Linked DNA regions of Homo sapiens: region 2 is linked to region 1. A link is a loop called in an ENCODE intact Hi-C map of the cell type or tissue named here. Cell type or tissue: heart right ventricle. All regions are shown on one strand. Each heading gives the region's core, and the rest is flanking DNA. Links, peaks and the distances in the headings are about the cores only. Region 1 overlaps SIGLEC15 (sialic acid binding Ig like lectin 15). Region 2 overlaps SLC14A1 (solute carrier family 14 member 1 (Kidd blood group)).

Region 1 (12,052 bases), core at 1,647-9,646:
TTTTTCTTGGCTGTGAAACTGGCCTCAAAGACCAGGCAGATGTTCCAATACACACCACTCCTGTGTCCTTAACTTCTTCCCTGGTCATGCAGGACTTTCCATAGAGGTGCCCCAAAGCATCCCCATACAAGGAGGTACACAAGCCTGCTCCTGTGACCTCTTAACAGCTCAGACAGGCTCCTGGATGAATCCCAAGGTTAATTAGGAGCCACCTCTTGCCCTGGTGAAGGCTCTGGTGAGGAGTGGAGCTTTGCAACCCACTGGCCTGCATAATAACTTGTGAAGATCTTGTGAAGATCCCTTGACCTTCAGACCGTCTCCCTGGAAAAAGCATCACTGCCTCTTTTTTAAAAAACATTTTTAATTAGTATGGGTATATGTATTTATATATTTATAGGGTACATGTGATGTTTTGATTCAGGCATACAATGTGCAATGATCAAATCAGGGATTGGCGTATCCATCACCTCAAGTACTTACCGTTAAGAACATTCCAATTCCACTCTTAGTTATTTTAAAATATACAATAAGTTGTTAACTATAGTCGCCCTCTTGTGCTAGCAAATACTAGATCTTATTCGTTCTAACAGTATTTTGTTCTCAGTAAGTATCCCCACGTTATCGCCCGCTCCCTGCTATCCTTCCCAGCCCCTGGTAACCATTATTCTATTACTCCATGAGTTCAATTTCAACTTTTTTTAGCTTCCACATGTGAGTGCGAACATGCGATATTTATCTTTCTGTGCTTGACTTATTTCCCTTAACATAATGGCTGCCAGTTCCATCCATGTTGTTGCAAGCGACAGGATTTCATTTTTTTTTTTTATGGCTGAATATTTCATTGTGTGTTCATTTTCTTCATTCATTCGTGGATGGACACTTAGGCTGATTCCATATCTTGGCTATTGCAAATAGTGCTGCAGTAAACATGGGAGTACTGGTATCTTTTCAATATACTGATTTCCTTGCTGACAGATACCCAGCAGTGGGATTACTGGATCATATGGTAGTTCTATTTCTTTTTTTTTCTTTGGAGACAGTCTCTCTGTTGCCCAGGCTGGAGGACAGTGGGGTGATCTCAGCTCACTGCAACCTCTGCCTCCTGGGTTCAAGCAATACTTCTGCCTCAGCCTCCCAAGTTGCTGGGACTATAGGCACGTGCCAGCACGCCCAGCTAATTTTTGTATTTTTAGTAGAGACAGAGTTTTACCATGTTAGCTAGGCTGGTCTCGAACTCCTGACCTCAAGTGATCCACCTGCCTCGGCCTCCCAGGGTGCTGGGATTACAGGCATGAGCCACCACGCCCAGCCTATTTTTAGTTTTTTGAGGAAACTGTACTGTTCTCCATAGTGGCTATACTAATTTACATTCCCACCAATAGTATATGGGGATTCCTCTTTCTCCACTTTCTCATCAGCATTTGTCATTGCCTGTCTTTTGGATAAAAGCCATTGTAACTGGGGTGAGATGTCTTGTTCATGGCCTCGTTATTCCCCTAGCCTGTGGCCCTTTCCTCTTGCCAGCTTACCTGGGACCCAGGCATGCCTCCCTCCTCTCCCTAAGCCCCAAGGACCACAGGAGCTAAGGTGATCAACAAATTCACCCTGAGGTGTAAATAGGGAAGCACCCCTCCAAGTCAGCCTGCCCGCGTTAGGGCAAAGGGGGTGAAGTTGCCAGTGCGTTTGGACTTCGCACGCCCTGAGAGGCTGCAGGTCAGAGAGGTCAGAGCTGTAGCTGCTTTACGCACGGACTCTCCGGCCAGACCTCCCCTCAGGTCTCCCGGCTTCAGCTCCTGAGACAGTGGTTCCCAGATACCTTGAGAGAGGGGAGCCTGGTTTCCATTTCCTAGGGGTCCCAGCTCAAGGCAATGCAGGGCAGCTGATGGGGCAAGAGTTGGGCAGAGGGTGTGGGACAGTCACAGTGGAGATCCCAGGGGGCATGGGGTAAAGGCCCCAGGCCTCTCCCTGCCACCAAGTTTCCAGGATTTGATGTTCCTCTGACCACACGTTTGCACAGCCCCTGCCCCAGGCTTGCTCTCTGGAACTCTGTGTTCTCCGTGACACTGCTGCAGGGGCCACACTTCTCCAAGAACTGACTGCACGTCCAAAGGTCACTCTGCAAAGAGGGTTCTGTCATGCCCCTCATGAGAAGATGGCTTTGTACTTTCCAAAGCCCCTTCATATCCATTATTTCCTCAGATCTTTGTAGTCCTCCCAGCCAGGAGGGAAGAATATGATTGTCCGTGTTCAACAGTAAATGAATTGAGACCCAGAGAAGTGAAGAGAGTGTCCCAGGTCCACACAGCAAGTCGGTGACAGAGGAGGACAAGACTGGGCCTCCAGGCCCTGTAAACAGTTTCCTGTCTGCTTTACTATAGCAGGTGTTCTAGGTAAGAAAGGGCAAGGGAACATTTCTGGAAGTTTCACGCTCAAGCTAATGCGTGTACTCTCTCTCTCTCTCTCTCACACACACACACACACACAGACGTATGCACATTTACGAAATGCTGGCAAAAATATCAGGGAGCTCCGAAATGGTTGTCCACATAGGAGGCCAGATGAGCCTCCTTGAGCAGGGTCTTGACCTTGAGCAGGGGAGGAGCCACCCAGCTGGGGGCTGCCAAGGTGCCCGAGAACCAGGACTGGCTGTGCCAGCCAAGCCTCGCACTGGCCTTTGTTCTTTACAGTGCTGAAATGGATGTTGGTGGCTGAGGGACTCCTCACGGTGAGCACATGGTGGCTGGTGGGCTCCGGGGGTTCATCTGGCTCAAATTTTCATAATTGGACTCCTGGGCCTGGGACCTGTGGACAGGAGAAAGTTGAATGATCATCCAAACAGGTGGGAGGTCCACAACTGCCCAAACTATATGCCAGCAGTGGGCCAAGAAGAGGAGACATTCTGGGGAGCAGTGCGGCTGGAACCGGCAGGGCTCAGAGATGAATGGCATCGGAGGCTGGGCAGAGTCAGGAATAGGGAGGGGCCCCCAAAGGCCAGGGCAGCCCAGACCATAGAGTTGCTATCTCTGTCTGAGGCCTCAAGACTGGCTCCATGTCCCTGACCTACAAATCGGAATCTCCGGCCTGGCCTCCTGGTCCCCAACTGCTTTCCTGACTTCCCCTAGGACATCTCAGTGGGAATCTCAAATCTCAATGTCCACTGTGCTACGCATGACCCTCACACCCGCCCCACTCTCTTCTCCTCTTGTCTTTATCTCAGGAAGTGGGACCCAGGGCTCAGGCTCCCAACCCCGGCAGCCTGGCTCCCTCTCACACTGTGTGCTGCCCACTGGGCTCTTGGGCAAGCCCTGCCTCCCGTCTACCCACTTCCCCACCGCCACCCCTGCACCTTTGTCCAAACAGCCAAGCCAGCCTCAGCCTTGCCAACGGCCTGCAACCAAGTCTCCTGGGCCAGCTTGTTCTGATGGAGCCATGCGTCCGCTTAAAACCATTCAGTGACTTCCCATTGCACCCACAATAACCCCCACGCCTTTCCTGCCTTCCTCCCGTCCACCCTCCAGAAATGCCTGCCTCCTTTCTGGGCCTCACCTGAGTCTTTCTACTTGCCTTTTCCTCTCCCGGGCTGCCCCTACTGTCCCTGTCTTACGTCCACACTCTAGTGGGGCTTGCTCTCTGGAACTCCACCGCTCCTACCTGCCCAGGCCCCAGCCTCCATCCTCAGGTCCCCTCAATGTCATGTCCTCCAAGAGAACTTGATCTAAAGCAGCCTCAGCCCAGCAGCGGGCCCCCTCCCCAGGGAATCTGCTGCATCACGTGTCCATTTCCTTCACAGCTCTTACTTTACGATGTCAGGTGGCGTGTTTCCATATTTATTAAAATTCTCCACAATAGGATATGAGTTCTGTGAGGTCAGGGATCTTGCTGTGTCTTTAGTACCAGTGCCTGGTATGCAGTAGGTACTCAATAAGTATTTGTTAAATGACTGAACAACGGTCGGCTTTCAGATTCAGGGGCGTTGGTGCGACAGTAAATCAGCAAACAGGGACACAGGACAGGTTGTGGGACTGTGGAGAGATCGGCAGGCAGCTGATGAGTGGGGCCACCAGCAGTGTGGCACCTCCAGCCTTCAGGGCACAGGTGGGTGGAGTTATGGGAGTGCCTAGGCTCCTCCTCCCACTCCTACCCTCTGCCAGGATCAGGCCCAGCCTGTACAGGGTCTATGAATTGAGTTCTTTCTCCTTCAACACCAGCCTTCACATGGGTGGATGCCACAGAAGAGGAGAGTATGACCCAGGAGTCAGTGATTTCCTAGGGGTCTCTGGGCCCCTCACCTAGGCTCTCAGAACCTCTAGAGATTTTGTTTGCAAAGCCTTCAGCAGAGTGCCAGGGGGGAACGGGGATGAGTGTCCCCAATGTGGTTTTTGTATGAATCTGCCTGTTCAAGAATGTGGAGGGGAAACTACAGGAAGAAACACAGCCTGGAGTCGTGGGGGAGGAGCAGGTCAGCGAGGCTTGGTCTGTCCAGGGAAGACCTTGGCAGGCTGCAAGAGGGGTGCCTTGGTGGGCTGCAAGGAAGGCCCAGCCCCTGGTCAAAGTAGGACCCCAGCCCCAGCCCTTTGCCATTTATTCCTTCTCCTGCCTGGACCCCCTGGGTGATGAGGACTAGGTGGGTGGGGTAGGGTAGGGTGGAGGCGGGGAGCTCACTTACCGTGGTGGGGTGTCCGGGGTGTCCAGATGCTCTGTGGGAGGGACAGCAAGAGAGCAGGCATGAATCTCCACCGCAGTCTGCAGCCTGTGCGCCCACCCCCACCCATGCCATGTGGAAGGGGTCTCGAGGAAACCACTGTTTTTGAAGCAAACAGCAGACTAGCAGGGTGTGAAGCTGTGCCATGGAACCCTGCTGGGGAGTTAGTGAGGAGAGGGGTGGACTGAGGAGCAATCCAGTAAAAAGTCCGTTCTTCTGAGCACCCTGAGCACAAAACACTTGATGAGTTCCAAGAAACGGGCAAGAAAGCCATTGTGGCCACAGCAGCAGCCAGGGCCACTGTGACAAAGTCTGATCTCACTAGAGTGTGAGCCTAGTGCTATGGACCTGGGGGTTCTGAGGGGCTCCAAGAAGCTCCCTCCCTCTCTGGGGCACAGGGCAGATTTCTGATCCAGATCAGAGACAGCAGGAGTGGCAATCTCAGGACACCCTGTTAGTCAATCCACCATGATCTCTGCTAGGAAGAGCGTTTCTCCTTGTTTTCCTAGCTCATGCCTACTTACATATTTTTATTTAGCTCTCCCAGCACGGCTTGTGTGAAGCCTTCTCCAGATGCCCCACCAGAGGGAGGCATACCTTCCTCTGGCTTCTGCAGAGGTAGGGTTGAGGAGAGCCCTTCTCATAGCACATTGCAATGATCTGTCTACCGCTCAGCACGCACTGCAGGGCAGGGGACCATGCCATATTCATCAGTGTATTCCTAGCACCCACACAGCACATAGTAGGTCCTCAGGAACGGTGCTATTTAGGAAGGTCTGTAGTCAGAGCCCCTCCAGAGGAATCGTTTACCGGGTGGTAGCAAAGGGACGGCTCTAGAGTTAACCGGGTCTGGGTCTCTATATCTCTGTGCTGCTATCAAAAGGCAGGTTACTTAACCTCTCTGAGCCTCAGCTTCCTTATTGCAAAATGGGATTTTTTCGTGCTGGTTACACCTGCTGGGCTTCATGCAAAGAGAGGAAAGCGCCACGATGCATAGGGCAAAAAAACCGACATTCTGGCAGTGCCAGGGGGTCAGCCAGGTGGTCTTATCTAAGAGCAGAGAGCCCCGGCCCGGCCCCTCGCGGCCACCCGTGTCTGGGGCGCACCCACCTGGGCGGCGGCGGGCAGCGCGGGCGGCCAGGACCCCGAGCAGCAGCAGCGCCTTGAAGCCGAGAGCGCCGAGCAGGAGGGCGACCGTCGAGGCCCCGCTGGCGCCATGGAAGCGGAACAGGTAGACGCTGGCCTCGGAGCGGCCCAGGCTGTTGGCGGCCGTACACGTGTAGCGGCCGTCATGGGTCAGTGCGGGCAGTTCGGCGGTCACTAGGTGGCCGTGACCCTCACGCGGGCTCCGCACGGCTGCCAAGCTGTTGCCCAGGGCCGGGCCGGACCAGGCGAGGGCGGGCGGCGGCTCCCCTTCGGCAGTGCAGAGCGCGCGGAAGGCGTGAGCCGGACTGGGCAGCACCGAGATGTTGACGATCCGCGGCGCGGCTGCAGGGGAGAAGGCGGGTGACTGTCACAAGGGCACCCCTCCCCTTAGCCCTTTGGACGCCAGAGCCGGAGGGGTGGGGGCTGGTCAGAAGGGAGGAATGGGCACTTGGGTGCCAGGCTGCCCCCGTCCCAATACAGATGTGGCCTTGGGCGAAAGATTCTATCATCTCTGCTTCTGCTTCTCCATGTGTAAAGTGAGGATCATGATAGCAGTTGCCTTAAGAGGTTGCTGAAAAGATTTGGCAAATTCATGCTTGTGGGTGCTTGGACTAGGTCCCGGCTCCCTAGCAAATGCTAAGTGGCCATTATTGTCGCAGAGCAGGGTGGGGGCTAGAGTGGAGAGCCACTGCTCTAGGGACGGGACCCTGGTTCAGGCATCTTTGTATATCAGGGTCTGGCAAAGTGCTAGGCACTACTTGGTGGGCTGTCTGTGCACCCCTGGGTAGAGGGGCTGCGAGTGTCTTTCCGGGCTGGTAGCACACACCACATTGCACCTCTTGGCATATTTAGGATTGCCATTCACTTGTCTTTCTCGCCTCTTCGTCTGAGAGCCACTGGGGACAGTCACTCTACGAGAGTCACGGCAATGCCTATTCCCGGGCCCACCTCAGCCCTTCCTGGGACCTGGATTCTGCATTTGTGTCAAGCTCCCAGGTGGTCCTAAACTACCCCCAGGTGTGAGATCCCTGGGGTAGAGGAGAGGGCTGGGTCTCGTTGCCCTTCCTGGCTCAGCACAGCGCCTGGCACCCACGTAGCCCTTGGGGCGGGGCAGGCGGGAGGGCGGGAAGGGAGGCCGGGGACCCGCTCCCACGCCGCCTCGCCTGTCACGTGCAGCCGGACGCCGTGGCGGCTCTCGTAGCGGTCATGGACGTCGCCGGCGAACTCGACGCGGCAGAAGTAGCGGCGGTCGTCAGCCAGGGCGAGGCGCTCGACGCGCAGCGAGAGGTCGTTGCGGCGCGGGTTGCCCAGCAGCCGGAAGCGGCCGTGCAGGCTCAGCGCCGTCTGGCAGAGCTCGCTGCCCCGCGCCGCAGCGCAGCGGAACACCTGCGGGCCCGCATAGGGCTCGCCCGCGCGCCAGATGGCCGTCAGCGGCCCGTCGTAGTGGCGGTGCGGGTGCGTGAAGGTGCAGGGCAGCACTGCCGCGTCGCCTGCCTCCGCGCTCACCTCGGGTGGCACCTGCATGGACCAGCGCTGCGCTGGCGAGCCTGAGGGCGGGGCGGGCTGCGTCAGGCTCGGGGCCCTGGGGTCGAGGCGCCCGCACCCGGGGCCTGGAAACCCCACGACCCAGGAAACGCTCCCCCAACCCCTAGCCTGGAAACCCCAGGACTCAGGGATCGTCCCCCACTTCCAGGGGAGCCGGAACCCCACCTTGTGACTTGAGGGGCAATTCCTGGTGCCTGCACCCCCAGGGCCTGCACTCCCTCGACTTGGGAGTGCCTGCGTTCCCGCGGCTCTTCCCTGGGACTATTCCCCTCTTCGTTTCCTAATTCACCTGCAGGCCCCTTGACCCCATATTCTTACCCTTAGTTTTTCCCCATCAAAACCTGCCCTGTGGAAAAACCCTGGGATCTCGTGGTTAAAACAGACTCCCAAGATCCCCGAGATGGTGATAATAATAAAAGCACTTACTGTGCACCTCTGTGTTGAGCAAGTTCTCCGTAGTATCTATTTTAGTTCTCACAAATGAGCCTACAGATAAACACAGTTAACCCCGGGTTACACGTGAATAAACTGAGGCTCAGAGAAGTTGAGTAACTGAAGTCACACTGCCAGCATGAGGCCAAGCCAGCGTTCAGGATCGCCTCACTCTACAGCCTGCATTCTAGTGCACTAGAGGCTGGGAACTTTGGGGCTTCTCCGAGGACACCAGCACTTCCACTTACAGAGAGGAAACAGCCCCTGCGAGGGGGCAGTGTGTTTGGAAGCTAATGCGTTGAGTTGGTGCATGAGATTCCTCTAGAATTCAGGTATACCCAAGTGAACTGTGCCCTGACTGGCTTCCCTAGTGCCTGGGCAGGGAGGGAGCTGAGAGACCAGAGAGGTGGGCTGTTTCACTGCCTCCTTGCTCTGTGCAAGCACCTCTGAACAGTTTCCCCATTCCCCACCTTGTGAACCATGGATGTGTGGTTGAGCCAGGGTCTGGAAGCAGAGCTCTGCCTCCAGCTCACAGAGGGCTGGTGAACTGCAGGGTGTGTGTGGTTGCCTATGTGTGCTGCTTTGGGGGAGAGGGGAGCGCGCCTCAGAGGATAAGGCCAGGGGTGGTGCCTCCCAAGGAGAAAGGGCAGGCTTCTAAGCCTGCCCAGCCGGTGCCCCAGGGTGCAGTTCACAAAAGGATCTTTAGAGGAAATAATACGGCAGCTCTTGTAGTTCCAAAGGGCTTTGCAGTTTACACAGTGCTTTCATAGATACCATGTCATGTGACCCTCAAAGCACCCAGTGGAGACAGGCAGGGCAGATATTATTAAAGGTGAGAAAATGAAGGCTCAGAGTCACACAGGTTGAAGATGGGAGAAATATGACTTTTCTGACCCCAAGCCCAGTGCTCTTTGCTTTTTGAGGTAATTTAGCCCAATTTGCTCCTTGGGCAGGAGTCTTCTCAGCCCTAACCCATCGCTGGCAGACCATCCTCCATGGGGACCATCCATCTATGAATAATCACAGGTCGGGACATTCCTTCTGCACAGAACCAAAATCTCCGGCCGCCCACAGGACCGCCATTGTTCTCTGGTGTGTGCACATCGCTTTCTCATGATGGCCCCGTGCAGGGTCTTGTCATGACTATCCTGGACCCATTGAGCCTTCTCTTTTCTGGTGGAAAAATCCCAGTCCCTTTCCTGGCCTTCCTCATCCTCACTGTCCTCTTCCTTCATTGTAGTGTCCTGAGCCTGGGGGCTCCAGGTGTGTGCTCTAGGTGTGCTGGACCTGCAGTGCCGTGAGTCCCACAGTGCTGCCCTGGGCTGTGGGAGCTGTGCCTGGAAAAAATCCCACTGTGTTTCATGCCCAGCTTGCCATCAGGTAAAAGTGTTACTGGATGGTTCAGTTCCAGGTTCTTGGTGCCACAAACAATTGGACATGACAGAAATAGCAAAGCAAAGCATCAAGAGTGTATGAAGTACAGTATCACACCCTTGGAGTGGGAGAGTGACTGACCTCTACGAAATGAGATCAGCACCAGTTTGTTACATTTCATGGCCTTTTATTTTTTCTCTTCTCTTCCTGAGCTGCCTAATCTCTAGCCAGCATCTGCCTTTTGATTGATAGACTGCTTAGTTACTTTGGCCCTTGTGTGCTTGTGCGTTGCCTCCATCCCATAATTTTAAGTACATGCATGAGATGCAGTCCATATGCATGAACCTTAAATAGCTAATTACCATACAGGGTCATTTTAAGTATACTTTTTCTCTCTAGTGCACATGCCCATCTCTGAGAAGCTTACCTTTACTGGTCTGGTCTGGATCTTGCCGGCCATGGGGTCTCTTACTTGCTTATCTCCCTTTTGTTTTGGCTGCTCAACTTCTGCTTCTTCTCTTGCTTTGTGTTCACCTGCCCCTTCACTTCCCTCTACTATTCTCCTGCCTCAAAACTACAAGTTCTTTTTTTCATACAACCTGCTTTTAAGCCTAATCTCCTTTTTTTTTTCTGGACAAATGTAATTACATTTTTGAACCCGAGTGGAGGACCTAACATTTTATCTCTAGAAAGAGCTTGTTTGTTCAGTTAATCATCAAAGAACCTTGCTCCAAATTTGAGAAACCCTGTCTGAAGGATTGGCTGGTTCAGTCAGTACTTCTAGATGCAGAAAGCATCTCTCCAATCTTGAGGTTGAGCCCCAGCCTTAGTTTCCCTGCTATTTCTCACTTTCTGTGACCTCAGCCTCCTCTGACCTCTTGCATCTTGCAGGCATCACAGAGCCAGGCACAGATTCCCCACATATTATTTGCTATCGTGCATTCATCAATTCAGCAAACATGTATTGGACACTTCCCCACTTTATGCCAGGCACTGGGGTACGAGCTGTGGTGACAAAGGTGGACAGGATATCTTATCAGCCTGCTGGGGCTTGCAGCTTAGAAAAGGAGACAGATTTGTAGGCACATAATTACACTACAGTCTGCCAGATGCCGTAAAGATGGGCATGAACAATATCCCTTCTGTCTGAATATGGCTTCTGGCCATGTCACTCACCAGCTCCTCCTCTTCATCCTCAGGGTTCCACTGAGTCTTTCCTACAGCAGGGGGCTTCCCTGAGCCCCAAGCCTAGGGCTGGCCTCCCTCCCCTGTGCCTCAGAGCTGGCATAGGTACTTCCTCAATATGAGCATTGCCTTTGAACTGTGTGTCTTGTCCAGACACTCAGAAGCTCTGGCAGGGCAGGGACCACATCTATCTGGTTCTATTTGTGTTGCTGTTGCCCAGCATGGTACCTGCCTCTCAGTCACTGACATTGGATTGATTTGCTATGTGAGGACAGAAGGGTGGGTGTCCAGGCTGACAGGAGAGGGTAGGGGTGGTTAGAGTAGGGGTGTATTAGGCAGGCAGGGATTGGAGAACCCTTGAGAGAGGCGATGTCACTTCAGCAGAGCCTTGAGAAAGGGAGGGGACTGCACGAAGCCTTGAGGTAGCATTCTAGGCAAAGGGAACAGCAGAGCAAAGCCACAAGGCGTGGACATCAATCAGCATAGAGGTTGCCAGGCATGAAGGCGTAATGAGGCCAGAGCACACAGTGCTCTGCGGAGTCCTCATCTCATTAAAAACAATACTCTGTCATGTGTCATGTTGCCATGGATTCATGGGTTTTTTTCCATATTTCCTTTACTTATCTTGGTTAATTTGTTCACCTCTGTATCAATACAGCATGTCATGTGCTTCATTACTACAGCACTCTAATGAATCTGGATGGTTCCCCACCTTTTCCCTCATATTCGGTCCTATATATCTATACCTTGGTCTTTGCCCTTTTATAGAAATTTTAGTTTATGAACTAACAGCAACAGCAACAATAATGACAGCAGTAAACTCTTTTTGAGAATTTGCTTGGTTTGCATTAAATCTGTACGTCAGGATATAATTCTCAATGATATCCTCATCTCATTTAAAATGCACAAGAGGCCGGGCGTGGTGGCTCATGCCTGTAATTCCAGCACTTTGGGAGGCCAAGGTGGGCAGATCAGTTGAGGTCAGGAGTTCCAGACCAGCCTGGCTAACATGGTAAAACCCCGTCTCTACTAAAAATACAAAAATAAGTGAGGCATGGTGATGGTCCCCTGTAATCCCTATGCAGGAGGCTGAAGCATGAGATTGCTTGAGCCCAGGAGGCAGAGGTTGCAGTGAGCTGAGACTGCACCACTGTACTCCAGCCTGGGCAACAGAGCGAGACTCTGCCTCAAATAATAATAATAATAAAATAAATAAAAGTAAAATGCACAACAACCCCATCAGGTGCTATCATTAGCTCCCTCTTAGAGAAGGGGAAACTGGGGTTTGCAGAACCACAGCAACTTGGTGAAGTCACAGAGCCAAGGCTTAACCCTGGGTAGTTTTGCCTCCTTTGTTCAAAGGATTTTTACCTTTACCTGTATGCTCCAGTGCCCAAGGACAAGAGCCAATTTTGAAAATGTCCTGAAGTGTGCTGCAAATGGCAGGTCTGGGCCCCTCCCTCCCTGGGTGGGCTTTGCTCTAGGAGCAGAATGGGAACACAGAGGGTCTTTCACCAAGGGTTACGATCTTGGCTGCCATTAGGAAGAGATTTGTGCTTCCTGTTTACCTGCTGAATGGGATTCAAAGAAGCGGGCACTTGGACTCCCGCTTACACAGAGACCTTTGGATAAGGCTGCCCAGAGGACTCAGGGTGAGGGTGGGAAAGA
Region 2 (12,052 bases), core at 1,595-9,594, 100 kb after region 1:
GATTGTGCCACTGCACTCCAGCCTGGGGAACAGAGTGAGACTCTGTCTCAAAAAAAAAAAAGTACAGAAGGTTAATATGAACTAAGTCAGAGTGAATAAGCAAGTTAATAAAGTTTACAGTTGCCTAAATAAGCAAGTACCCAAAACAAAAACTTATACTTACGACAAATCCAAAATAAAAATTCTATACAGTATCAATGGTTTTAGTAGTCATCAGGGGTGGGCCTTCTCAGAGGAAGTAAAGGCAGGCTTGGGTATCAGTCATATTTGGGGAGAAGATACAGATGTTGATAAACTTAAGCAATTGAGAGGAGAAAATAAACAAGCTTGATTCTTAATAAGTTATGCAAATCCACCAGAAAAACTGTTTTTCCAGACTTTTAAATAGTGCTGAGCGAGTGCTAGACACTATTTGTTCTATGAGTTTCAGACATGCATTAACTAACTTAATCATCAGAACAACTGTATGAATTAAATATGGTAACTTCCATTTTCTAAGATGGGGAAACTGAGGCATAGAAAGGTTAAGTAATTTGCTTACATTCATAAGCAAATACGCTAGTAAGTAGCAGACCTGCTGGAATTGAATCCAGGCTGTCTGGCACCAGAGTCTGAGCTCTTTAGCTCAGTTGACTGCCTCAACCATTATGCTACACCAGTTAAAAAAAAAAAAAATCTATCCAAAGGAAGGTGAGTGTGGTAGGAAGAATAATGGTCTCCAAAGACGTCTACATCTTAAACCTCAGAACTTGAGAATATGTGACCTCACATGGCAAAAGGGAATTAGCAGCAGCTGTGATTAAGTTAAAGACCTTGAGATGGAGAGAATTTCCTAGACTATTGAATGGACCCAATGTAATCACAAGGATCCTTATAAGAAGGGGGCAAAAAAGCCCTCTCTAGGGAGTAAGATGGAGTATTTCCACTTTCTGTTTCATACATTTCTATACAGATTACATTTTTGTTTTGTTTTATACAATAAATCTGTGCTGCTTCTATAATTGAGAAAATATCAAAGATTCCCACTTTGGGGAAACAACATGTCAAGAGCTTCGACTTCATTCTTCTCCATGGTCTGTCAAAACCTCATCACTAGCTGGGCACTGTGGCTCACGCCTGTAATCCCAGCACTTTGGGAGGCCAAGGCAGGTGGATCACGAGGTCAGGAGTTCAAGACCAGCCTGGCCAACATGGTGAAACCCCATCTCTACTAAAAATACAAAAAAAAATTAGCTGGGCATGGTGGCACATGCCTGTAATCCCAGCTACTGGGGAGGCTGAGGCAGAAGAATTGCTTGAACCGGGACCCGGGAGGCAGAGGTTGCAGTGAGCTGAGATCGTGCCACTGCATGCCAGCCTGAGCTACAGAGCAAGAGTCCATCTCAAACAACAACAACAACATAAAACAAAAAACTCAGCACCCGCCAGGTGCGGTGGCTCATACTTGTAATCCCAGCACTTTGGGAGGCCGGGGTGGACAGATCATGAGGTCAGAAGATTGAGACCATCCTGGCCAACATGGTGAAACCCCGTCTCTACTAAAAATACAAAAATTAGCTAGGCGTGATGGTGCGTGCCTGTAAGCCCAGCTACTTGGGAGGCTGAGGCAGGAGAACCGCTTGAACCAGGGAGTCGGAGGTTGCAGTGAGCCAAGATCGTGCCACTGTGCCACTGCATTCCAGCCTGGCAACAGAGCAAGACTCTGTCAAAAAAAAAAAAAAAAAAACCAAAAAACAAAAAACAACAAAAAACCCAGAAAAACAAAAACCTCGTCGCCATCTCCTGTGCTCAAAATGCCTTCTCCTTGATCTTGAAGGACATGCTCAGGCTGTCCCCATGCTGGCCTGCACCACACTTTCCACCAAACAGAATTCCTCCTCTTATTTTCTAGCATTTATGGAAAAGCCCCCTTCTTCCTGGAGGTACTTTGTGATAATTCTGAGTGGAAATGGCCCCCTGGAGAATCCTGTACTATGGACTTCTTCTTCTCCCACAAAGATTGCATGGTCCTCTTGGGCTCACTCCCTTGCCTGGCTTCTGCCCTCTATTGTAACACTCTGTGCAGGAACTGCATGGGACCTAAAGCTTCTAAACCCCTTGCTCTTCCTGGTACTGTCTTTTGTATCATGTGTGTTTAATACATATTTGTGGCTACTTCCTCCAGAAAAATAAAGGTATGCATCCCAAATAAAGGTTTGAAACCCCTAACCAATCTCAGAATAAAGCTGAAAGGTTGTAGGATAAACATTCTAACCCAGCTGAACTCAGGTGGAAACCCCTAACCAATCTCAGAATAAAGCTGAAAGGTTGTAGGATAAACATTCCAACCCAGCTGAACTCAGGTGGCTACAGCACCTGTCTGTAATCCTCTCCTTTATCCTTGTGAACGAATATGGAGAAGGAGTTCAACATTTCAACAGAACAGCTAGGTGAAATAGCTGAGTAATAGTAAAGAATTTGACAAAATGACATCTACATGGCTACATCACAGCAACCTGAGTTATGTTACCCTTGCTATAGCATCGAATCAAAATGGAATGGGTCTTTAGAAACCGTTGGTACCATCCCATTTTCTGCCAGTGCAGAAATCTATTCTAAACCCGCCTGATACATGGCCCACTGTTTTCATAACTGTTTAGATACCTTGGCTTGATTAATCTGGTGATAAACTGATTCTAGACATATATTTCCACTAGATTAGACATAATTTCTCCACATTACACTATCCCTCCTCCTTTTTGTTCCCAAGCAAATCTCATTCTCTCCACTCTAGAATATTATCTTAAATGCTTATACTTTGATTGAATTAGGCATGCCAGAGGCTATGGGTGAATGAGCCTCCACTCAAAATCCACCTGGGATCTATTAGCTTTTCAGATCCAAATCACATGCAGTCTGTTTTCACCTAAGAGGTTGCCGTGAGGGCCTGAATGCTATAAAAGGGAAGCAGAGGAGTGCGGTGGGATAACTCTGGAGGTGGATGGTAAGTGTGGGTTCCGGGGGTGGATTTACCCATTGCTGTCCAGATTCCCTGCGGCACATCCCTTAGCCTCTCTGGCCTCAGGACCCCAACAGTAAAGTAAGAAGGATGGAGTAGAGGTCTCAGGATGCCTTCTCGCTCTGACAGGCTGAGTCTGGCTAGAACACTGGGAGTCAGAAAGGATTAATACAGCAGTTCTTGAAATGTGATCCTGAGAGCAACAGCATCAGCACCCCCTGAGAACTTGTTAGAAGTGGAAATTCTGCCGGCATGGTGGCTTATGCCTGTAATCCCAGCACTTTGGGAGGTGGAGGCGGGAGGATTGCTTGAGCCCGGGAATTCAAGATCAGCCTGGGTAACATAGGGAGACCCCATCTCTATAAAAAATAAAAAATTAACCAGGCATGGTGGCACGCCTGTGGTCCTAGCTACTTTACTTGGGAGGCTGAGGCTGCAGGATTGCTTGAGCCCAGGAGGTTGAGGCTGCAGTGAGCTGTGTTCACACCACCGCACTCCAGCCTGGGCAACAGAATGAGACCCTTTTTCTTTTTTTTTCTTTTCTCTTTTTTTTTTTTTTTTGAGATGAAGTCTTGCTCTGTTGCCCAGGCTGAAGTGCAGTGGCGCGATCTTGGCTCAGAATGAGACTGTTTTTTAGAAAAATAAAAAAAGAAATATTCTTCCCCTTATCTCTGACGCTGAATCAGACTGAGGAGGGGGCCCAGCGATTTGTGTTTTAACAAGTCTTTCAGGTGATTCTGATGCATTCTGAAGTTTTAGAATGGCTGGGTTACTGTGATGCTCACTCAAAGGGGTAAATGTAATCAACCCTGATTTACCAGGGGACATTGCTCTGTATTTAGCTGGAGTTATTCCCGTTTAGTTTGTTGGGTCAAACAACTAGTTTGAAGAACGCAAGACAAGTCAGTTGAAAGCAAAAGGAGTGTCAGCTGAGGTCCTTGCCATCCCCAGTGGGAGGCATGGCAGATCCTCACAGCCAGGAGCAGTGAGTGCCACCATTCTAGGAGCTTATTGGTGGCCAAGGCCAAGTGTCAGTGCAAGCTGGAGAGCCCGTGAGCACAGGGGGAGCTTTGAGAAGGCATGTGTGGCATGCACCAGGGAAGGGCTGGTGTATCTCTGGGGATAAAGCTGAAGAATAACTGGGATTTTTCTTTTTCTATCCTCCCAAACATCCATGTTTTAGGATATTAATATGACTCAATAGGCTCCTGCCTTCACAATCATCAGAGAGGTAGGCAGAGGTGATTTTAATGCTCTCAGAGAGGGGACGTCACTTGTCCTGTTCACACACTTAGACAGCAAGTGGGCTCAAGCCAGAACCCTGGCCCTGATTTTTCATGCAGTCCGTTTTTACTGCTTATCCTTGATTGAGATCCTGTAGTCATGAGCAGCCCTCCCCCAGGGGCGTGGGAGACTCACCACAGCCAAGAGCCAGGAGGTGGGTTTGCCAGGTGAGCGCCATGAACATTCCTCCCATTGCAATGCAGGCCAGAGAGCTGTTGAAACCCCAGAGTCCAAAGTAGATGTCCTCAAATGGGGCTGAAAGACTGAGTCCTGTTAAGACAGGAGGGGTCAGAACTCAGGACTAAAGGCAGGATGTTCTGGAAGGAAACTGAGGGTGGGATTGAAAGTTAGCAGGAAGCATCCCGGGAACTCCCATTGGTCCCTAGGAAGCCAAGATCTCAAGGAAGATCTGGAGCACAGAAGATGCCTGAGGCAATGCATGGGATGGAGGAGGTGCTCAATATTTGGTAAGGGCTCTTGTGCTCACCCGCTGCTATGCCCAGCAATGATCCTATGGCAGCATGCAGGCACATGAGTGGGGAGGAGAGTAGGATGGCTCCCAGGAAAATGCCCCCTGTCCATGGATTATCACAGCCATAGATCTGACCAACTCCCACTGGTATAGATTTCAACAACTGCAAAAGAAATTTAAGAAAAATGAGGCTACCAAAACAACTGAACAGAAACCCACAGGACACCCACAAACTCCTACAATGTAATTTTAGATTGGACATACCTTACCTCTTTCAAGAACAGTGTTAATACCATTTAAAATTCTCTCTCTTTGATTACAGAAAAATCCCAGTCATCCTTCAGCTTTATCCCCAGAGATACACCAGCCCTTCCCTGGTGCATGCAACACATGCCTTCTCAAAGCTCCCCCTGTGCTCTCCTGCTTGCACTGACACTTGGCCTTGGTCACTGTTAAGCTCCCAGCTTGGTGCCACTCACTGCTCCTGGCTATGAGGATCTGCCTTGCCTCCTACTGGGGATGGCAAGGACCACAGCTGACACTTCTTTTGCTTTCAAATGTCCATCAGTGTTGAGGGTGATTTAATCTATCCATGCATCCCTATGTTCAATAGAGATTATTATCACTATGCAATTTGGATGCTTACACTAAAGCCAGAGACCCAAAGCCAGGTTATCTTGTCCACAATTTAGAAGTAATTTTTAGCAAGTTTGTGAATTTACTTTTCTGTCATTAAGTGGAACATGTATTCATTTAAACAAAGATATTTTTAGCTTATTCTAGTTATGAACAACTGTCAAGCAGGTCTCAAAACACAAAAATACATGGAAATGTCATAATTCTACTTTCTGGCTGAGGCCTGAATTTAGTTATTCTGTTCACAGAATTGCAGTTCTCAGGAGTGAACAAGGTTTAACTGAACCTAACAAGTGATCATTCTTTACAGCTGAACTTCTGGTAGGGCTAGGATAGGCATAATTAGCCATAGCATGTCCCTTTTGAGCAAGGCCATTTACTGAAAGATGTTTTCCTCAGTTCCCATCTTGCCCTCTCCACCATTGCTAGGTCGTGTATGTACCAAAGACCTTCTGGAGGCAGTGACTCTACCAGAGGGAGCCCCAGCTTTGGCACAAGGGGAAGTGTCTTCTCCCCTCTTATATTAGGCTGAGTCTAACATTGGCTAAGGGCACCAGACCATAGTGTGAGTTTGACTCTACCCTAAGATGGACTCTAAATTCTTCCAGCCCATGCTGAGTCTTCATGTCTAGACATTTTGCTATTTCTAGACCAGGGAACTTGGCAAAGATGGCATATGCTTTTTTTGTTTGTTTGTTTGTTTTTGGACTTGGCTGCAGAACTCTCTCTCAGGTAGCCATAGGGTTGGGGTTGGTGCTGAGGATGGGCTGTTCATTCAGAGTGAGAAGGACAAGGCTTCCCCTGCCCCAGATCAGCACTGTGCAGGATAACTTTCCGAGATGATGGAATAGTCTGTATCTGTGCTGTCTAATACAGTGGGTCCTAGCCACGTGTGGCTATCAAGCACCTGAGATGTGGCTAGAGAGGTTGAGGAACTCAATTTTTAACTAATCTACATCTAAATTTATATAGCCACATGGGGCTAGAGGCTCCTGTGTTAGTGCAGTTCTAGATCGATTAATGCTATTTTATACTGTTATTTTTCATGGGTAGTTCTAATGAATCTTTGATTTTTTCCTTCTGAATTATTTCCAGGTGCTCCCTTTAGTTTTCTGGCAAGAAGCTAGGGAGAAGGTGACTTGAGCTCCTCGTGTGTTTTGATCACTCAACAAAGAAGACAAAAGGGCGTTTCATAACCTGACAGTGGGAGAGCACATTAAAAAGGTAAGGTTTCTTTGGTTTTCTTCTAATTTCAGGTGTTCTCTTGTTCTTGATAATCCAGAAACCTTAAACATATTTATTACACACCAACAGGAAGAGCTGGAATTTGATTTGGGTTAACCAGGTTTTAAAAAATACAGAATCTCTTTATAGCCATCTTTAAAGAGATACATAGGATTCACCCCTTGATACAGTGGTTCTCAAACTCTGGCCCGCATCACAATTTGGGGAGTTTGTTAAAACAGGTTCCAGGCCCCACCCTTAGAGATTGTGATTTAGAGGGTCTGAGATGAAGCCTGTTTGGGTATTTAAAGCTCCCCAGGTGATTCTGATGCCTACCAAAGCTTGGGAACCCTAAATTATTGTAGATGTTCTATGAGCTATGCCATAAGGAAAAGCAGAATAGAGAGGTTCTGTCAGAAGCTCTAAGAGTAAGCATCCAGTTTTTTGATTGGAGGGAGTAGACTATGGAAGATTTAAAACCAGGCTGGAGGCCACATGCCTTAAGGGCTGGCTCCCATCACCCCCACCCCCAAGCTTACGATAGAGTGACTCCCAGTGGAACTGTACTCTGGGGTTAGCACTGTAGATGTTTAGGGGAAAAGGCAGAAAAATCAGCTTGACTAAATAGTAATTTTAAAAAATCCCTTAGACCCTAATGCTCTGGAGTAGAACAAATGCTTTAAATGGCAAGATGAAGGCAGAAAGGCCACCATAGTCCTGAGCATCTAGGAGACTCTGACACCCGTGGACAGTTGACCAGGAGGCCATTGCGTATCTTGCAGAGCCAGGGCGAATGTGAGAAGCCAGTGTCTCTTACCTCCAGGGCACTGAGGTCAGACCAGGAGATATTTGGAGCTGTAGTTATAGGTATGACCAGTTTGGCTGGAAAGAATGGATTGTAATGTCCTGTGGCTGAAAGGTACATTGACAACGCCATGTTGAAAGGGAGGGTGAAGACGGGGAGGTCCCATTTGCTGAGCATGGAATTCAATGCACTTGAGAAAATTGGGCTAAAAAAAGAACAGAGCAAAAGAATGTGCATGTGACAAAGCAGGCTGACACACGGAATCGCTATACTCTGGAGGGGCTTTGTTTCACCTGCCAACAGGCCCCTTACGTGTTGTGTTGGCACATTTGCCACAGAAAGAAAACTTGGGATAAATCCTATTATAGAGGCAGTAAATATTACATAAAGTAAAAAATCAACTCTCAGCTTATTTGGCTTTTGAAAAATTCTACTCTGGGGTTGCTCAGAGTGAGCTATATATTGAGATTTTAAAAATATTTTTGAAGTACTTATGACATACAAAATAAAATATTATCTACATAGTTAAAGTCCCCTTTGTCCCTCCACTTGCTCTTATGTCCCTCCCTCCCCACTAGAGGCAACCCTGATTCTGATTTGGCAGATATTATTTCTTTAATATACCTATTTTTGGAAAAGAGAAACAATCGTTCAAGGATGCAGGTAGTGTGAGCTGGAGGAAAATGATATCACAGTTGGTGGGGCAGAGTGTGTGTCCTTGAGCTGTTGATAAATTGCATGACCTAGGCAAGGCGCATCTCCTTAGCCTCAGAGCCCATAAACTGTGGGGCTGGGCTGCATGGTCCCGAGGTCCCTCATAGGCTCTCACTTGTTGGCCCAATCAAAGAGCCATCACTTAAAGACCAGAACTCCCATTTTCCTGGATTGTGGAAGGGAGCGTGGTGAGCACTTACAGGCTAGGCCTCCTTCCCACGAACCTATTCTTCAGAGCAGGGCCCAAATTACTTCCTGAAGAGTTTAGCTCTACAGGTAGGTCCTCGTCCACACACCCGTGGGTACAGTAAGGGTGGGCATCCCTTCTGCAGACACTGCCCACAGCAGGCTGTGCTTATTTATGTGCATATTAGTATTTTATATTTAACTACAATATAGAAAGAAGGAAATCTTTGTTTCCAGAAAAAGGATGTAAGACATTGTCAACATAAAAACTAGTTTGAAGGATTTGGGTTTGAAAAAAAAGGAATTCAGCAAAAAAATTTTTTCTAAGGGAGACCTGGGGGGCAGGTGGGTAAGGGGGAATTCACGTAGGCACAGTGGTTCTCCCAGCATCATGTGGGAATGCGTTAGAAACGCAAATTCTCGGGCCCCACCCCAGATAGACTGCATCAGAAACCCTGGGGCCGGGGAGCAGATGCCTGTGGTGTAACAAACCCTGCAGGTGATTCTCATATTGCTCAAGTTTGAGAGGCAATGATGGAGGAAGTGGGTCTCAACTTTGGCTATACTTTAGAGTCATCTGGGAAGCTTTAGAAACTCCCAAAGCCCAGGCGCTACCGCAGACCAATGACAGTAGAGTCTTGGGAGGGAGGAGTCAAGTGTATGTGGGGGCCACGTGCATCAGTGTGTTTCTACCAAAAAGACACCTGCACTCGTATCTTCATTGCAGCACTGTTTCCCTTCCCCATGGAAGTGTCAATGTGCAGCCACCTCTGGTTGAGAGGTATTAGTGGATGTGTAGCCAGATCAGACAAAAGGCCAAATAACTGGTTGTAAGGAAATATACATCTTTTAAAATGGTTGTTTCTGTTTCCAATAGACAGAATCTACTGGAATCCAATTTTAAATTTACCATTTTAACTGTTTGTCCTCCTCCTGCTCCTCTTCCTCCTTCTCCTTGCCCTCCTGCTCCTCCTGCTACTCCTCCTCCTTTCCATCCTTCTCCTCCTCCTCCTCCTCCTCACTTAGCCCAAGCAAGGAGGTTCGGAGAACTGGAGTGCGGTGACGCAATCATAGCTCACTGCAGCCCCTAACTCCTGGGCTCAAGTGATCCTTCCCCCTCAGCCTTCTGAATAGTTTGGACTACAAACAAGAACCACCGCACCCGGCTAACCATTTTTAAGTGTGCAGCTCAATGACATTAAGGACAATCACATTGTTGTACAACCATCACCACTATACATTCAGAGAACATATTTCATCTTGCAAAACTGAAACTCTGCCATATAACAACTCCCATTCCCTCCTTCTGCCATGTTTTTTTTTTCAAAAAGGCATTTTGAAAACCAATTGTAACTTACCAAGTCATGGACATAGCACATACAGGGAGTAACAGCCACCAGAAATAGTCTCCCTTGTCCGAAAAGACAGCCATGAGTACTCCCACCAGGGTGGCATTGTAGCCATAGAGCCCAGATGCTATTAATGACCTGTGGGGCAAGAGACACAGCACGGACATTTCCTGGGTGAGCTTTGGTTGCACTTGCACATAAATAACACTAGTAACTTCCAGATCATATTCATATTAAAAAATGAGATTATATTTGGAAATGTATTTCAAAGTCTACGTAAGCATCGTACAAAAACTAATAAAGACATGAAGTGAAATATACATAGATAAAAATATAAATGTGCATTTAGATCAGTGGTCCCCAGCCTTTTTGGCCCCAGGGACAGGTTTCATGGAAGACAATTTTCCATGGATGGGGAATGGGGGATGATTTCGGGATGAAACTGTTCCACCTCAGATTATCAGGCATTAGATTCTCATAAGGAGCAAGCAACCTAGATCCCTCACATGCCCAGTTCATAATGGGGTTCGCACTCTTATGAGAAGCTAATGCTTCTGCTGATCTGACAGGAGGCGGAGCTCAGGTGGAAATGCTCACTCGCCCACCGCTCACCTCCTGCTGTGCGGCCCAGTTCCCAACAGGCCACAGACAGGTACCTGTCTCCAGTGCAGGGGTTGGGGACCCCTGATAGAGAATGACTCCCTCTACAGGTGTCACGGCTAAAGACAGGTCTACAGTGGCTGAGAGGAAAGGGGAGTTTAGTAAGGCAATCTGCTCTGTTTTCTTTTAGCCTTTCCTTTGGAAAGTTATTCTTTTAAATCAAGAGCCTCTGACTTGAAGAGCGCTTTTAGCATATGAAACTGTTGCTTAAGTTTGATTTCTTGGTGAGAGATATAAGATTCCTGAAATGTAAATTCACTTTCACAGTGTCTTTGATCTTATCAACATTAATCTTCCAGGTTAGTATACATTTTTGTGTCCTGATGCTTCTATTTTGTTGTCTCCAAACGCACATTTCAAAGTTATTGCAAAGAAGAACAATTGCTTTTCTCTTACTTGGAGAAGTATCCCATTTAATTATGTGCATGTTGAGCACCCAGTTCTTTCTGAGGTTACTTTTTGCTTAGTATTCAATCTCATTTCTTCCCCGTCTTCTTCTCCTTCTTTAGATTGAGGGGGTACATGTGCAGGTTTGTTACATAGATGTATTGCATGATGCTGACTGAGGTTTGGGCTTCTATTGAACTCGTCACCCAAATAGTGAACAAAGTACCTGATAGGTAGGTTTTCAACACTTGTTTCCCTTCCTCTCCTCTTTTGGAGTCCCAGTTGTCTACTATTTCCATGTCCGTGTTTACCCAGTGTTTAGCTCCTAATTGTAAGTGAAAACGTGTGGTATTTGATTTTCTGTTACTACATTAATTCACTTAGGATATTGGTCTCCAGATACATCCATGCTGCTGCAAAGGACTTGATTTCAATCCTTTTTATGGCTATGTAGTAGTTCGTGTTGTATATGCACCACATATTCTTTATATAATCCACCATTGATGGGCACCTAGATTGATTGACCTGACAAGGCAGGATTCCCACAGCTCTGAGAGTTGGCAACGTCTGGCACCGTGAAAGGCACAGGATCCACTTCCCAAGGGCCTGTCACTCAAGGATGATGTCTGTAGGGGGATGGGGGAGTAAAGATGGTGAAGTGAGTAGGTGAGGCCTAATGCTGGGCTCGAGCAGGAGGTGCTATAGCCAGTGAGCCACACTGCAGGGGCTGGTAAGGGATAGTGTGACAGCTGCTTCTTGGCTTGTTTCTAACTGGGCCAGGAGGCACCATTGCAACAGGCAAGATGATGTCACGTACATTAATCCAGATGAACATTAAATGTGGGGTTCCCTATTCAAAAGTTCTTTGTTTCCCTTAAATAATCCTTGAGGGCAAATGGGAGGTGATACAATTTGCAAAGGTACAACTCAGAGACTGGGACTACACATGACAGTAGAGAGCCATGCAGACTTGTCCTCTCAACAACTGACTTGGAGATGTTAATGCTTGAGTTTGATCAGTGGAAAATTAATGGCAACATCTACAAATTGTGGAATGCCATAGTTAAAGCCACAGGAAGACATATATTTACTTAAAACAGAGAATTTCCATTTTAATGCAGTCTTTTCAGACCAAGGAAAGTAAAACATTTGAAACTAACACATATAAATGACTTGTCTTCTAAATAATATCTGACAAAAAATGAGTTGATCATGTTTCATCAGAGCAAAATCATAAAGGAATATTCAGTATGGCACAATTATAGACTCCATCCCCAAACTGAGGAGACCTTTTCTTGGCATGCATTGGAATAGAGTTTAACCTAAGCTATAAAATC

The links. A loop is a pair of places that touch in the nucleus more often than their neighbours do. Peaks named below come from ENCODE experiments on the same cell type or tissue, not always from the same donor. Only the 100,000 strongest peaks of a DNase experiment are listed, where the experiment ranks them.
Region 2: a loop joins it to region 1, with 2.8 times the contacts of the local background. A loop is called at or near these places in 58 of 110 quality-filtered maps.

What each region holds. Positions count from the first base shown.
Region 1 is chr18:45,832,856-45,844,907 of GRCh38, reverse strand. It overlaps SIGLEC15 (sialic acid binding Ig like lectin 15), which reads right to left. Exons shown (of 6, transcript NM_213602.3): 2 at 7,820-7,879; 3 at 7,012-7,395; 4 at 5,813-6,190; 5 at 4,667-4,697; 6 at 814-2,802. The coding sequence ends at 2,721. It also overlaps a transcript of EPG5 not described here. Among named protein-coding and RNA genes, the nearest start is that of SIGLEC15, 13 kb to the right of the region's middle. RefSeq lists an enhancer at 6,065-6,566. In heart right ventricle, for the core only: CTCF peaks have their summits at 5,276 (motif pointing right) and 7,114; no DNase peak of the experiment used is centred there; H3K4me3 peaks cover 1,887 bases; H3K27me3 peaks cover 4,847 bases.
Region 2 is chr18:45,732,028-45,744,079 of GRCh38, reverse strand. It overlaps SLC14A1 (solute carrier family 14 member 1 (Kidd blood group)), which reads right to left. Exons shown (of 10, transcript NM_015865.7): 5 at 9,678-9,806; 6 at 7,432-7,624; 7 at 4,770-4,917; 8 at 4,418-4,552. LOC105372093 (a long non-coding RNA gene) reads left to right here. Exons shown (of 10, transcript XR_935423.3): 6 at 6,486-6,614. Among named protein-coding and RNA genes, the nearest start is that of SLC14A1, 14 kb to the right of the region's middle. In heart right ventricle, for the core only: a CTCF peak has its summit at 5,272; a DNase peak (open chromatin) is centred at 3,979; H3K4me3 peaks cover 3,377 bases; H3K27ac peaks cover 2,281 bases.